3 separate regions of the Homo sapiens genome follow, and regions 2 and 3 are each linked to region 1. Evidence: read pairs that join two places in POLR2A ChIA-PET (ENCODE). Cell type or tissue: PC-9. All regions are shown on one strand.

Evidence for each region. Peaks named below come from ENCODE experiments on the same cell type or tissue, not always from the same donor. Only the 100,000 strongest peaks of a DNase experiment are listed, where the experiment ranks them.
Region 2: POLR2A ChIA-PET joins it to region 1 with 5 read pairs; 1 of 35 experiments calls an interaction of 5 or more read pairs at or near these places.
Region 3: POLR2A ChIA-PET joins it to region 1 with 29 read pairs; 1 of 35 experiments calls an interaction of 5 or more read pairs at or near these places.

Annotation. Positions count from the first base shown.
Region 1 is chr19:13,327,513-13,331,512 of GRCh38, forward strand. It overlaps CACNA1A (calcium voltage-gated channel subunit alpha1 A), which reads right to left. Exons shown (of 47, transcript NM_001127222.2): 10 at 2,732-2,821. Among named protein-coding and RNA genes, the nearest start is that of CACNA1A, 180 kb to the right of the region's middle. In PC-9, no CTCF peak of the experiment used is centred here; a DNase peak (open chromatin) is centred at 2,429; H3K27me3 peaks cover 3,866 bases.
Region 2 is chr19:13,740,617-13,744,616 of GRCh38, forward strand. It overlaps a transcript of YJU2B not described here. Among named protein-coding and RNA genes, the nearest start is that of YJU2B, 5.3 kb to the right of the region's middle. In PC-9, no CTCF peak of the experiment used is centred here; a DNase peak (open chromatin) is centred at 2,325; H3K4me3 peaks cover 572 bases; H3K27ac peaks cover 2,236 bases.
Region 3 is chr19:13,035,208-13,039,207 of GRCh38, forward strand. The region is part of intron 2 of NFIX (nuclear factor I X); the gene reads left to right. Among named protein-coding and RNA genes, the nearest start is that of NFIX-AS1, 22 kb to the left of the region's middle. In PC-9, CTCF peaks have their summits at 1,149 (motif pointing left) and 1,393; DNase peaks (open chromatin) are centred at 1,314, 1,634 and 2,164; H3K27ac peaks cover 1,409 bases.

The DNA of each region.
Region 1 (4,000 bases):
ATCTCAGAAAAAAAAAAAAAAATTAAAAAAATTAAAAATATATATACATATATATGTATATGCAGATTTTTTATTTTTTTGATGGAGTTTCACTCTTGATGCCCAGGCTGGAGGGCAATGGCGCCATCTCAGCTCACTGCAGCCTCCGCCTCCCGGGTTCAAGTGATTTTGTGCCTCAGCCTCCTGAGTAGCTGGGATTACAGGCTCACGCCACCACACCCAGCTAATTGTTGAATTTTTAGTACAGACACGGTTTCACCATGTTGGCCAGGCTGGTCTCCTACTCCTGACCTTAAGCGATCTACCCGCCTCAGCCTCCCAAAGTGCTGGGATTACAGGCGTGAGCCACCGCGCCCGGCCAGCAAAGTAGATTTTTAAGAATGTATGTTATTTTATTTTTTTAAGAGACAGGTTCTCACTCTGTTGCCCACGTTGCAGTGCAGTGGCACAATCATAGCTCACTGCAACCTTGAATTCCTGGGTTCAAGAAATCCTCCTGCCTTAGCTTCCTAAATAGATGGGACTATAGGTGTGTGCCATAATGCCTGGCTAAGTTTTTCAACATTTTGTTTTTCAGAGATGGAGCCTTGTTATGTTGCCCAGGCTGGTCTTGAACGGCTGATCTTAGGAGATCCTCCTGCACTGGCCTCCCAAAGCAGTGGGATTACAGGCGTGAACCACTGTACCTCGTCATAAAACAGATTTTAAACAATGGAGGTAACGTAACACGTGAGACAGACATAATTGATCAAATACTCAAGACACCTACTGAGCGCTCCAATTCTTGACATTTGCTTACAGGAAATTAAACAGATGCACACACGAGTGGAAGCAGAATGAGTTCTCCATTACAAAGAAAAGCGTGTTTTGGCTGGAAATTAAAAATGCAAATGAAAACAAGCTTTAAGGTTTCATTACAAACCCACTTAACTGGGAAAGGAAATTAAATTGGTAATATTCGATGGCCTGGGTGGGGAATCCATGAACATATGCATACTTGGCAGGTTTATAAATGGGTTCCATGTTTTTGAAACTCAGAATGGCTCTTTGAATAATGAGTTGAAAAGCTGTTAATATCTTTGATCCTATAATTATCCCCAAGGAAATACGCCCAAAGGGTGGGGGGAGTCATTGTACGTAAATGTGCACAGCAGTGTTCTTCGTAAGAGAAATTATTGGAAACAACTCAAACACCCTATAATAGAGCTATGGCTAAACAAACCATAGTGTATCCACCCTACGAGATATGTGATCGCAATGGAAATTATGCCTAAACTCAGCAATAAGGTTATAAACTAGGGGCGAGCGATAAAAGGGGAATACGAAATAGTGGATCAGAAACTATGGATCAGAAACACATGGATGTACTAACTTCCCTCCTTCCTTCACTTCTCTCCCTCCTTCTCTTCCTCCCTTCCTCTTTCTCTTGCCATCCTTTCTTCCTCTAAACTGCGGCCACACAGTTTCCCAAGCAGCCTAAATTCCTTCTCCCCTCAATCTTATTCCAGTCTTATTTCCTCTGCCTGGATGCTCTTCCTTCCATTAAAAACAAAAACCCATTAAAGAACAACAACAACAATAACAATACATTCTCACTTTAGAAGGTCAAAATCAACATCATCACAGCCAATGAATCAATAGGACAGAGGAGTGAGAAGGGAAAGAATAAATGTTCCCTCCTCCCTCGAACTCTGGCCCTTGTGGTGGCAAAGGTCTGAGCCCTGCCTCTCACACTGTTCCTTCTGCTATCACCACCACAGTGATCTCCTACCCATCCTTCAGTTCCCAGCTTAACCGTCACTTCCTCCAGGTAGCCTTCCCTGACTGCTCCCCATCCTTCTAGAGCAAGCTAAGCCCAGAGCCTCTCCCTGAAGTGCCATTACCATTACAGGTTTATTTGTGTAATTCTCTGTTTAATTTCTATTTCCTGCACTGGACTGTGAGCTCCATGTAGGTAGGGATTTGGTTTGTGTCTTTTTTTTTTTTTTTTTTTTGAGACAGGATCTTGCTCTGTTGCCCAGGCTGGAGGGCAGTGATGAGATCTCAGCTCACTGCAACCTCTGCTTCCCAGGTTCAAGTGATGCTCCCGCCTCAGCCTCCAGAGTAGCTGGAACTACAGGCTAATTTTTTTCGTATTTTTAGTAGAGCCAGGGTTTCACCATGTTGGCCAGGCTGGTCTCGAACTCCCGACATCAGGTGATCCGCTCATCTCAGCTTCCCAAAGTGTTGGGATTACAGGCGTGAGCCACTGTGCCTGGCTCAGTTTGTGTCTTTTTTTTTTTTTCTGTGCCCAGGCTGGAGTGCAGTAACACAATAATGGCTTATTGCAGCCTCCACTTCCCAGGCTCAAGTGATCCTCCCAGCTCAGCCTCGTGACTGCCTTGTCTTGTTTGCAACCAAGCACCTAATATAAGCAGGTCCCCCATGAATACTTCCCGAATGAGTCACAAACATTCACCAACTTGACTGGGAGCTTCGTCCCTGCCAGGTGCTGGTTTGCCATGCTTCATGGGGATCATTTAGTTGAATTCCCACAAAATAATGAGAAGCTAGGCACGGATGTTATTCCCATAATGATGTAATCTGCCCAGGACACACGCACAGGTGGGAAAGGGTGGAGCTGAGACCCAAATCCAGGCAGCACGGTTTGCAAGCCCTCTGCCCCCACCCCACCATGTCTCTTGGGCGATAGGTGATGAACAACTGATAGGTGGCAGAGGAAGGGACTCACCCACAGAGGCTATATCAGCCAGCTGATCCTCAGCCTCTTCGGGGTTGAGCAAATCTGTCTTGCTTTTCTTTATGGTGGTTCTCCGCAGAGCTCCAACAATGGAAACATGGCAAGAGAAAAAGACGTTACCCTTTTTGCAACACAGACCATATGGACACAGTGTGTCCTTGGATTTAACTCTCACGGCAACTGTTCTCACGGGAACTAATAGTATACCCATTTTTCAGATGTGTAAACTGAGGTTCAAGGTGGCACTATCACTTTGCTTAAAGGGGTAAAGACAAGAATCAAGTCGGGTTCAGTCCGACTCCAGGTCTGGGCCCTCAGCCACTATTTTCCTTCTGGTTTATTTATTTATTTGTTTATTTATTTTGAGACAGAATCTTGCTCTGTCACCCAGAGAGTGGTGTGATCTTGGCTTACTGCAACCTCTGCCTCCTGAGTTCAAGCGATTCTCCTCCCTCAGCCTCCTGAGTAGCTGAGACTACAGGCATGCACCACCACGCCTGGCTAATTTTTGTATTATTAGTAGAGATGGGGTTTTGCCATGTTGGCCAGGCTGGTCAAACTCTTGACCTCAAGTGATTTGCCTGCCTTGGCCTCCAAAAGTGCTAGGATTACAGGCGTGAGCCGCCCCACTCAGCCTCTATTTTTAAATTCTAAGAAACCTCACTTTCTTATGAAAACAGTCCACCCCTTGACCTGTAGCATACTCGCTAGGCAGGCTGCAATTTTGGGATTCTGCCCCCATATTCAAGCTATACACCCCAGGGGCTCCACAGCAGACAAGTTCAGGTGTAGACTTCCAATAAAAAGATTTAGGTACCCTAAATGAGTTAGATTACCTAACTCATTTAGGGGAGTTAGGTAATCTCCCCTCCCCAACTAAGATAATAAAATTCATTTTATAACCTTCTGGGACGCAGTGCCAGTTCTTTTATTTCCCTCAAATCTCTCAGATTTTTAATCAAAAGTCATCACCCTGTCTAACCAGCTTTCTTTCTTTTTTTTGAGACAGAGTCTTGCTCTGTCGCCTAGGCTGGAGTGCAGTGGTGTGATCTCGGCTCACCGCAACTTCCGTCTCCCAGGTTCAAGCAATTCTCGTAGTTTAGCCTCCTGAGTAGCTGGGATTACAGGCGTGTGCCATGACACCTAGCTAATTTTTGTATTTTTAGTAGAGATGGGGTTTCGCCATGATGGCCAGGCCGGTCTTGAACTCCTGGCCTCAAGTGATCCACCCGCCTTGGCCTCCCAAAGTGCTGGGATTAC
Region 2 (4,000 bases), 410 kb after region 1:
AACCTCTGCCTCCGAGTTCAAGCAATTCTCCTGCCTCAGCCTCCCGAATAGCTGGGATTACATGCGTGCGCCACCACGCCCGGCTAATCTTTGTATTTTTAGTGGAGATGGGGTTTCACCATATTGGTCAGGCTGGTCTTGAACTCCTGACCTCGCGATCTGCCTCCCTTGGGCTCCCAAAGTGCTGGGATTACAGGCGTGAGCCACCGTGCCCGGCCTTAGACATTTTTATATTTGGTTTGTGGCTGTGATCAAAGCCATTTGGGATGTCTGCCCAGCCCTACCCTCTTCATATGAGCACATCCAACCCTCAATTGCAGCCCTGCGCATAGGGTTCAGCTAAGCCACACCCAGATTCCTGACCCAAAGAAACAGTGAGATAATAAATGTTTTAGGCCTCTATACTTTGGGGTAATTTGTTACGCAACCAGAGATAAGTAATATATTGTCAAAACCAGGTAGGCTTTAATTAGTCTTTCCAGATGTCTGTTTCTTTCTTTGTGCTGGCTGGAGGCCTTTGGCTTTTATAGATTTCTTTTTTTTTTTTTTTTTTTTGAGACGGAGTTTCGCTCTTGTTGCCCAAGCTGCAGTGCAATGGCGTGATCTCAGCTCACTGCAACCTCTGCCTCCTGGGTTCAAGTGATTCTCCTGCCTCAGCCTCCTGAGTAGCTGGGATTACAGGTGCACGCCACCATGCCTGGCTAATTTTTGTATTTTTAGTAGAGATGGGGTTTCACCGTGTTGGTCAGGCTGATCTCAAACCCCTGACCTCATGATCGGCCCACCTCAGCCTCCCGAAGTGCTGGGATTACAGGTGTGAGCCACCATGCCTGGCCAGAAATTTTTTTTTAAGAGATGGGGTCTTTCTTTGATGCCCAGGCTGGAGTGGTGGGAGGATGACTTGAGCACAGGAGCCCAAGAGTAGCCTGGGCAACACAGGAAGACCTCGTTTCTACAAATTAAAAAAAAAAAAAAAAATTAGCTAGGCATGGTGCCTGTGGTCCCAACTACTCAAAAAGCTGAGGTGTGAGGACGGCTTGAACCTGGGAGTTCAAGGCTGCAGTGATTGCACCACTGCACTTCAGCCTGGGTGACAGTGGAGACCCTGTCTCAAACCAAACCAAACAAAACAAAACAAAACAAAAGAAGCTATTGGAGGGCCTTATAAGCTGCCTCAGAACCAAGGACTTCCTAACTTTCTCTTGTTTCTCCCCATCTCCCAAGCACAGGGAGGGGCTCTCTTTGGAAGTTCCCTTATTTGACTGATGAAAACTTCTTCCAAAAGAAATGCAGTTGTCTTAAGATGACTCCTCCCTAAGAATCTCATCAAATATCCAGGAAATATTAACCACTGGCAAAGAGAAAAGACTAAAAATTGGCATCATGTCCAAACAGACTTCATCTACTCCTCTCTGTGCAGCTTGGAGAGATTACATGGGAGACTTTATCTACATAATAAGACGGCCTTTGTTCACAATGAAGTTCTGCCCTCACCTTTCTGTCGCCTCCCCAAGAGCTCAGAGGAACTTTGTCCCAGGCCACTGTCTGTTCATTGGGCTTCATCAGTTCCCCTGAACATCATTCATTTCCCCTCAAAACTGCCTACATTCCCCATTTCTCTCTCCCCTAGGAAGACAGTATTTAACTCACAACCATCTGGTCCTTCTTTGAGTCCCACTTTTTTTTTTTTTTTTTTTTTTTTTTTTGAGACGGAGTCTCACTGTCGCCAGCGCTGGAGTGCAGTGGCGCAATCTCGGCTCACTGCAACCTCCGCCTCCCGGGTTCAAGCGATTCTCCTGCCTCAGCCTCCCAAGTAGCTGGCATTACAAGTCTCACATTTTATATGGCTCCCATGCTTACGCATAAATGTCTGTGCCCTTTCTTTTGTTAATCTGTCTATTGTCAGCTCATTTCAGTGAAACTTCAGAACGTGAAAGGGAAGTTTTCCCTTTGCCCTATGCCTTCCTTTCCCTGTATCAATTCCTTTGGCCCCACCAGAACTGGCCTGCATTTGGTATCTTTATAGAACAGCCTCTTTGTATCCCAGGCTGATGTTCAGGCTCCATCACTTGCCCTGTGCATTAAGTAGTAACAGTGAGACTCTACAAGCCAAGGCTTCTCATTCTCCCCTCTCTAGGAAGTCCTGCTCCCAAGATGACATTCTGTGCCTTTTCAGTCACTAACTCTTGGTTCAGGTACAAGACAAGGGCTCAAGCAAAATCCAGATGGACTGAGTGAGATTATTGGGGTGAAATGCAGTTCCCTCTCATTCCTGGGGATCAGCGAGCATGCCTCCCTACAGCACACCCCCCACCTGACTCATTCTGCCTCATCCAGGTCAGAGGTCCCTCCTTACAGGAGTTCTTACAGAAACCAACTGAGGTCTGCTTACCCAGCACAGTAAAACCAGATACCCACACTAAGGTCTTTGCAGTGATAGAAAGAAAGGTGTTTATTGCAGGGCACCATGCAAGGAGAATCAGGGCAGCTCATGCTTAAGACCTGAAATCACCAATGGCTTGCAGGTGGGGGTTTTTTAAGGCAGGTGTAAATTTCAGTAAACCAGAAGCTACAAGCAAAATCATAAATCAATGCATGGAGATTACACATTGGTTTCCACTTAAAAAGGCAGGATATCTTAAAGTGGGGGCTTACAGGTCGTAGATAGATTTAAACATCTAGGCAGGGCACGGTGGCTCACGCCTGTAATCCTAATACTTTGGGAGGCCAAGATGGGAGGATTACCTGAGGTCAGGAGTTCGAGACCAGCCTCGCCAACATGACGAAGCCCTGTCTCTACTAAAAATACAAACATTAGCCGGATGTGGTGGCACATGCCTGTGATCCTTGCTACTCGGGAGGCTGAGGCAGGAGAATCGCTTGAACCTGGGAAGTTGAGGTTGCAGTGAGCCGAGATCATGCCACTGTACTCCAGCCTGGGCGACAGCAAGACTCAGTCTCAGGAAAAAAAAAAGAAAAAGAAAAAAATAGAAAGCCTGGGCGCAGTGGCTCACGCCTGTAATCCCAACACTTTGGGAGGCCAAGATGGGAGGATTACCTGAGGTCAGGAGTTCGAGACCAGCCTGGCCAACATGACGAAGCCCTGTCTCTACTAAAAATACAAAAATTAGCCGGATGCGGTGGCACATGCCTGTGATCCTCGCTACTCGGGAGGCTGAGGCAGGAGAATCGCTTGAACCTGGGAGGTTGAGGTTGCAGTGAGCCGAGACCACGCCACTGCACTCCAGCCTGGGCAAGACTCAGTCTCAGGAAAAAAAAGAAAAAGAAAAAAATAGGCTGGGCGCAGTGGCTCACGCCTGTAATCCCAACACTTTGGGAGGCCGAGGCGGGTGGATCACGAAGTCAGGAGTTCAAGCCAGCCTGGCCAGCATAGTGAAACCTCGTCTCTACTATAGATACAAAAATTAGCTGGGCATGGTGGCAGGTGCCTGTAATCCCAGCTACTTGGGAAGCTGAGGCAGGAGAATCACTTGAACCCGAGAGGTGAAGGTTGCAGTGAGCCGAGATCACGCCACAGGACTCCAGCTTGGGCAACAGAGACTTAGTCTCAAAAAAAAAAAGAAAAGAAAAAGATTTAAACATCTTCTGATTTGCAATGGATTAAGGAAGAGAAGCTTTGTTTAAAAATTTTGAGTCAGTAGAAACATGTCAACTGGTTAGGGGAAGTAACTTTCTCCAAGCCCCTCAGGAGGAAACTTGGAACAAAAGGGACATAAAGTTTAGTCTTCACTTCCCCCTTATCTGGGGTTTCCAAGACTCTGAAAGACAATTCAGGGACATATGTTAAGATGTTATCTTTAATTTCTATAGGGAAACCAAACATCTCTGGGACTCTAACTTCCTTAGCTTTTGTTTTGGATCATTATGTCTTTTTTGTTTAACAAGTTACTTATTTACTTCTCAAGGCTAGCTAGGGGCCTGGAATTTCCCTTGAAGGAACTCAGAAATTTCCTTTGTTTCCATGCTTGGGGTCTCGTAA
Region 3 (4,000 bases), 290 kb before region 1:
TTGAATGTCGACTGAACCTCTGAGCATCGTCTACTCCTGTGTGTCCTGTGTTGTTTTCGCTTTTCCGGATAGCAGAGCCCTGGGCTGAAGCAGTTTGGGGGCTTTCCCCTTTCACCTCCCCCTGGTTGGAACTGTAAGCCTGCCTCCAAGTCCCCTACTGAGTTATTCCTCTCTGATTTTTTGCATAGTGGTCTCTGTGTGCTGGGGCTGCTGATCTGGGGAACAGGACAGGGGATCTGCTACTGGGCTGACCCAGGCCTGTGCAGCAACCGGTAATCCTGTCAGGCCCGTATCAGACCCCAAAGAACAGCAGACGTTTGTTTCTGCAGCATGAGACACGGAGACCAGAACTGTTGTCTGGGTCTTAGTACTACTCTTTTTAAATGATTTGATTTTTTTTTTTTATTATAGTAGTAAAACACATTCTTTGTAAAAATTTAACAATAGAGAATGTGAGAGACAGACAGGTTCCCCAAACTACTGTCCTGTGCCTGAGACAACTTCACTTCGCAGATCCATGTTAGTTCTTCGAATTTTTTTCATCAATTCATATATCAAGTAACTTTTAAATATAGAGGTATCTATTTTAAGAGCAGATGGTATGTTTGGGCTAATTGAATTGGCTCCGTCAAGTGCCATTGTGGTCTTAACTCTTCCCACCCGCTGCCTTTTGTACCCTTGCCCGCATCATCCCAAGTGCAGAGCCAATGTCCCTGTCTTCTTTTCCCTGAGGTGACAGTTTCAGCGTGTCATTCCTGGGAGGAGTGACCAACAGGGCATGTACTGGTGTCTGAGTGGTTAGGATCCCACTCTGGGGGATTCCTGCTGGTGGTATAACCCCGACCACAGAAGTCAGGGCCTAAGCCTCAGCCTGCCCTGAGATCCCCACCAAGGGGGCTGCGGCTGGAGGGAGGGGCCCCTGGGAAGTATCCTGCTTGGCTGCACCTGGCTTGGCCTCTGGAGTCGACTTCCCAAGTCTCCTAGGAAGGCGAGGGCTCTCCTTCGTGTGGAGTAGACCCTTCGCCAACTGGCCTGGCGTGTCCGGGAGGCTTCCTTTCTTAAAATGGGGGGATGAAGCGTCAGTCATGCTTCCAGGATTTATTTCATCATAATTGTTTGTTTTGGGTTTAACAATACAGCAGGGAGAAGAGTGGCAGAGGAAGAAGAGCGTCCTCTCCAGGCCAGGGGTGGGGCTGTGGAAATGAGAAACCGGACGAGACAGAGAGGGAATCCAGAGAGGGCTTTGCGGTTGAGTCTGCCAGTCTGGAGAAGGCTGCTCTCCAGACAGCTGAGAGTAGGGTGACACCTGGTGACTCTTGTGGACTGGGCGGAGCTGTGTGGAGCGATCGGGAGATCCCCGGAGGCGACCTGCAGGAGGCCAGCCGAGTGCAGCCCTTGGGGAGTGTGTCCTTATTATGCCTGCAGATTATATCCCCATTAGCGCATAATTATTATATAATGGGCGTTATTGCATAATGGCAGTTATATAACAGGTGGCCCAGAATACAGACAGGGGGTGTAATAAGTGTATATCCTCTGGCTATAAATAGCCACCAGCCCCACACCAAATATGTGGTCACACCAGAGCCACCTTATAAATACCCGTGCTGGGCTATAAATTTCTGAGCAGTGACGTCAGCGGGCATGGTACCTAGTTAGGGGGTGGTAGGAGGGACCTGCGGCCCCACCCGGACACATGACATCATTGTTTCCTTAGTAACAGGAATGCTCCCGGGGGACCAAGTGAAGAAAGGCCTTTAAAGGGAGGAGGCAAATGGATAGGAAGCTTGAGTTGGGGGTGGGTGCTAAGCCTGGGCTGAACAGGGTGAGGTCTCCTGGGCAGAGTCCTTAATGGGTGAGACAGGCCATCTGCCCTTGGGTATTTGACCCAACGGGAAGCAAGGCAGTAGACTCCGTTTCCTTTCATCTTTAGGGGGTCTCAAGTCCCCTTTCCTGTGTGTAGCAGATTCTGCCAGCCTTGGCTGTGTGTCAGGGAGAAGAGGGGAGCTACAGAGTCTTCCCTGTCCTTCTCTCTCCCAGGTGACCTCTACAGGGCTCTGGGGCCACTTGCTTAAGGGAGACCCGACTTCTGCACCCGGTCATATCCTCCCCAGGGCATGACCACTTCCCCTACCAGACGTAGTAGGCCAGTTTCAGCCTTAGTAATCTAAGAAATATGTGAGCAATTTGATGCGGATCTCAGAGAGCCTCGTGGAAGTAATGGCGCTGAGAGATGGCGCCTGGGGAAGAAAGAGGAGACAAGGATAGTATTCTGGCCCCAGAAGAAACTATGAGGTGGGATATAATCTTTTTAGGTGTATGGGAGATTGCTTCATATAGGGTGGGGAAGAACTAGTCTTCATAGCCCTGAGCATAGAGGAGGAAATTTGCCTTTGGCAGATGAGGGGATTGGAAGAAGGCTGGATGACCAACTCGTCCTGGTTTGCTCAGAGTTTCACAGCCCCTCACCTCGGTAAACCCCTCAGTCTCCAGCAAACTGGGATTGTTGGTCACCCTAGAACAGTGATTTTCAACCAAGGGCAATTTTGTCCCGCAGGGAACATTTGGCAATGTCTGTGAACACTTTTGGTTGTCACAGTTGTGGGGGGAGGGTGCTATTGGAATCTAGTGGGAAGAGTCTACTGCATATGACAGTCCCCCAGGAACAAAGAATCATCTCGCCCCCAAACGTCACAAGTGCGGAGGTGGAGAAACCCAGCCTTAGAGGGAGAATAAGCAGACCCTGCTGTGCGTGGTCTCTCCTCAGGACGCCTCTTGCCTCTGCTAGCAGAGTGGGCTGCTTGGCTGCCTTCCTGAATTTCTTGCAGCTCTTGTTTTCTGTGCTTTGATTGGTTGTGTTTAGGGTTCTGTGGCCTGGAAACCTTTTCTAGGAAATCGTGTGGCTTCTGAGAGGGTCTTTCCCATCTCAAAGCTCAGAGACCCTTTGAGACAGTGCCATCTCAAAGTGAGACAGTGCTGACAGCAAGCCCTGCCAGGCAGTATGGTATTGGTGTGGATCCTTCATCTGTTATTTAAAAAAGAATGGAAAAATCATCAAATACCTATCCCTTATTGCCTACCAAAGAGTTTCTAAAAGGCAAAGCCTGCCTGTTTTCCCTGCCTTTCAGGTCACCTCTTCCCATATAGACCTGAACAGGCCACTGCGGCTCCTGGGGCTTCCTGAGCGTAGCAGTCCCAGGGTGAGAACTCACTTCCATAAAAGCCAGTTTCCCAGACCCAGTGACCAGGGCTGGACTCTGCCACCCAAAGAAGCTTCCCAAATGAAACAAATGAGGCAGGAGCAGGAGAGAGCCAAATCCTATTCTGGCACATGGAGTTTACAGAAATCTAGGTTCTAAGTGTTCTCATGTCATTTATAGAAGTTTCCGTTTAGCCCGGCATATGTGAAATGTAATCATGAAAGCATAGCAGACACTGTTTTTCACCTGCCTTTAGTGCCTGTTTAGTTTACTACCTGGCTGCAGTTGACTTGGCGCCCTCTGGCCTTGACCACATGCATAGCGTGGCCAACTGGGTCATCGTTTCTGCTGGCCTCGGACAGGGCCCACAGATGAAGGCCAGGATGGTGGTGGTGGCGCAGTGGTCTGGTCTGCACCAGAGATTTGGCCAGAGAGAGGGGATCAGCTGGGCTGTGGGCTACCCGTTGTGTGTGTCAGGCCCAACTTTTGAGTTTGGACTTGAGATTGAGGCAGCTAATAAGCGTGGATGGGGAGGAAGGGCCCAAGGGTCTACATGCAAGGTCCTGCCTGCTGTGCCAAAGGGGACTCTGTGGGGAACAGTGCTGGCTCCGAACACAAAGGCCATTGCTCCATGGAGCAATAATCCTCAGGATATTGCCAGCCCAAAAGATATGGCCAAGAGAGAGGCCTCTGCCCTGAGGACAATGGCCAGATTTCTCTCACTTATTTATGGTATCGTGGTTTACAAAGTGGGCCCAGCACACAAATCTCTGGGCATAGTTTCAAATACATGCATTTCT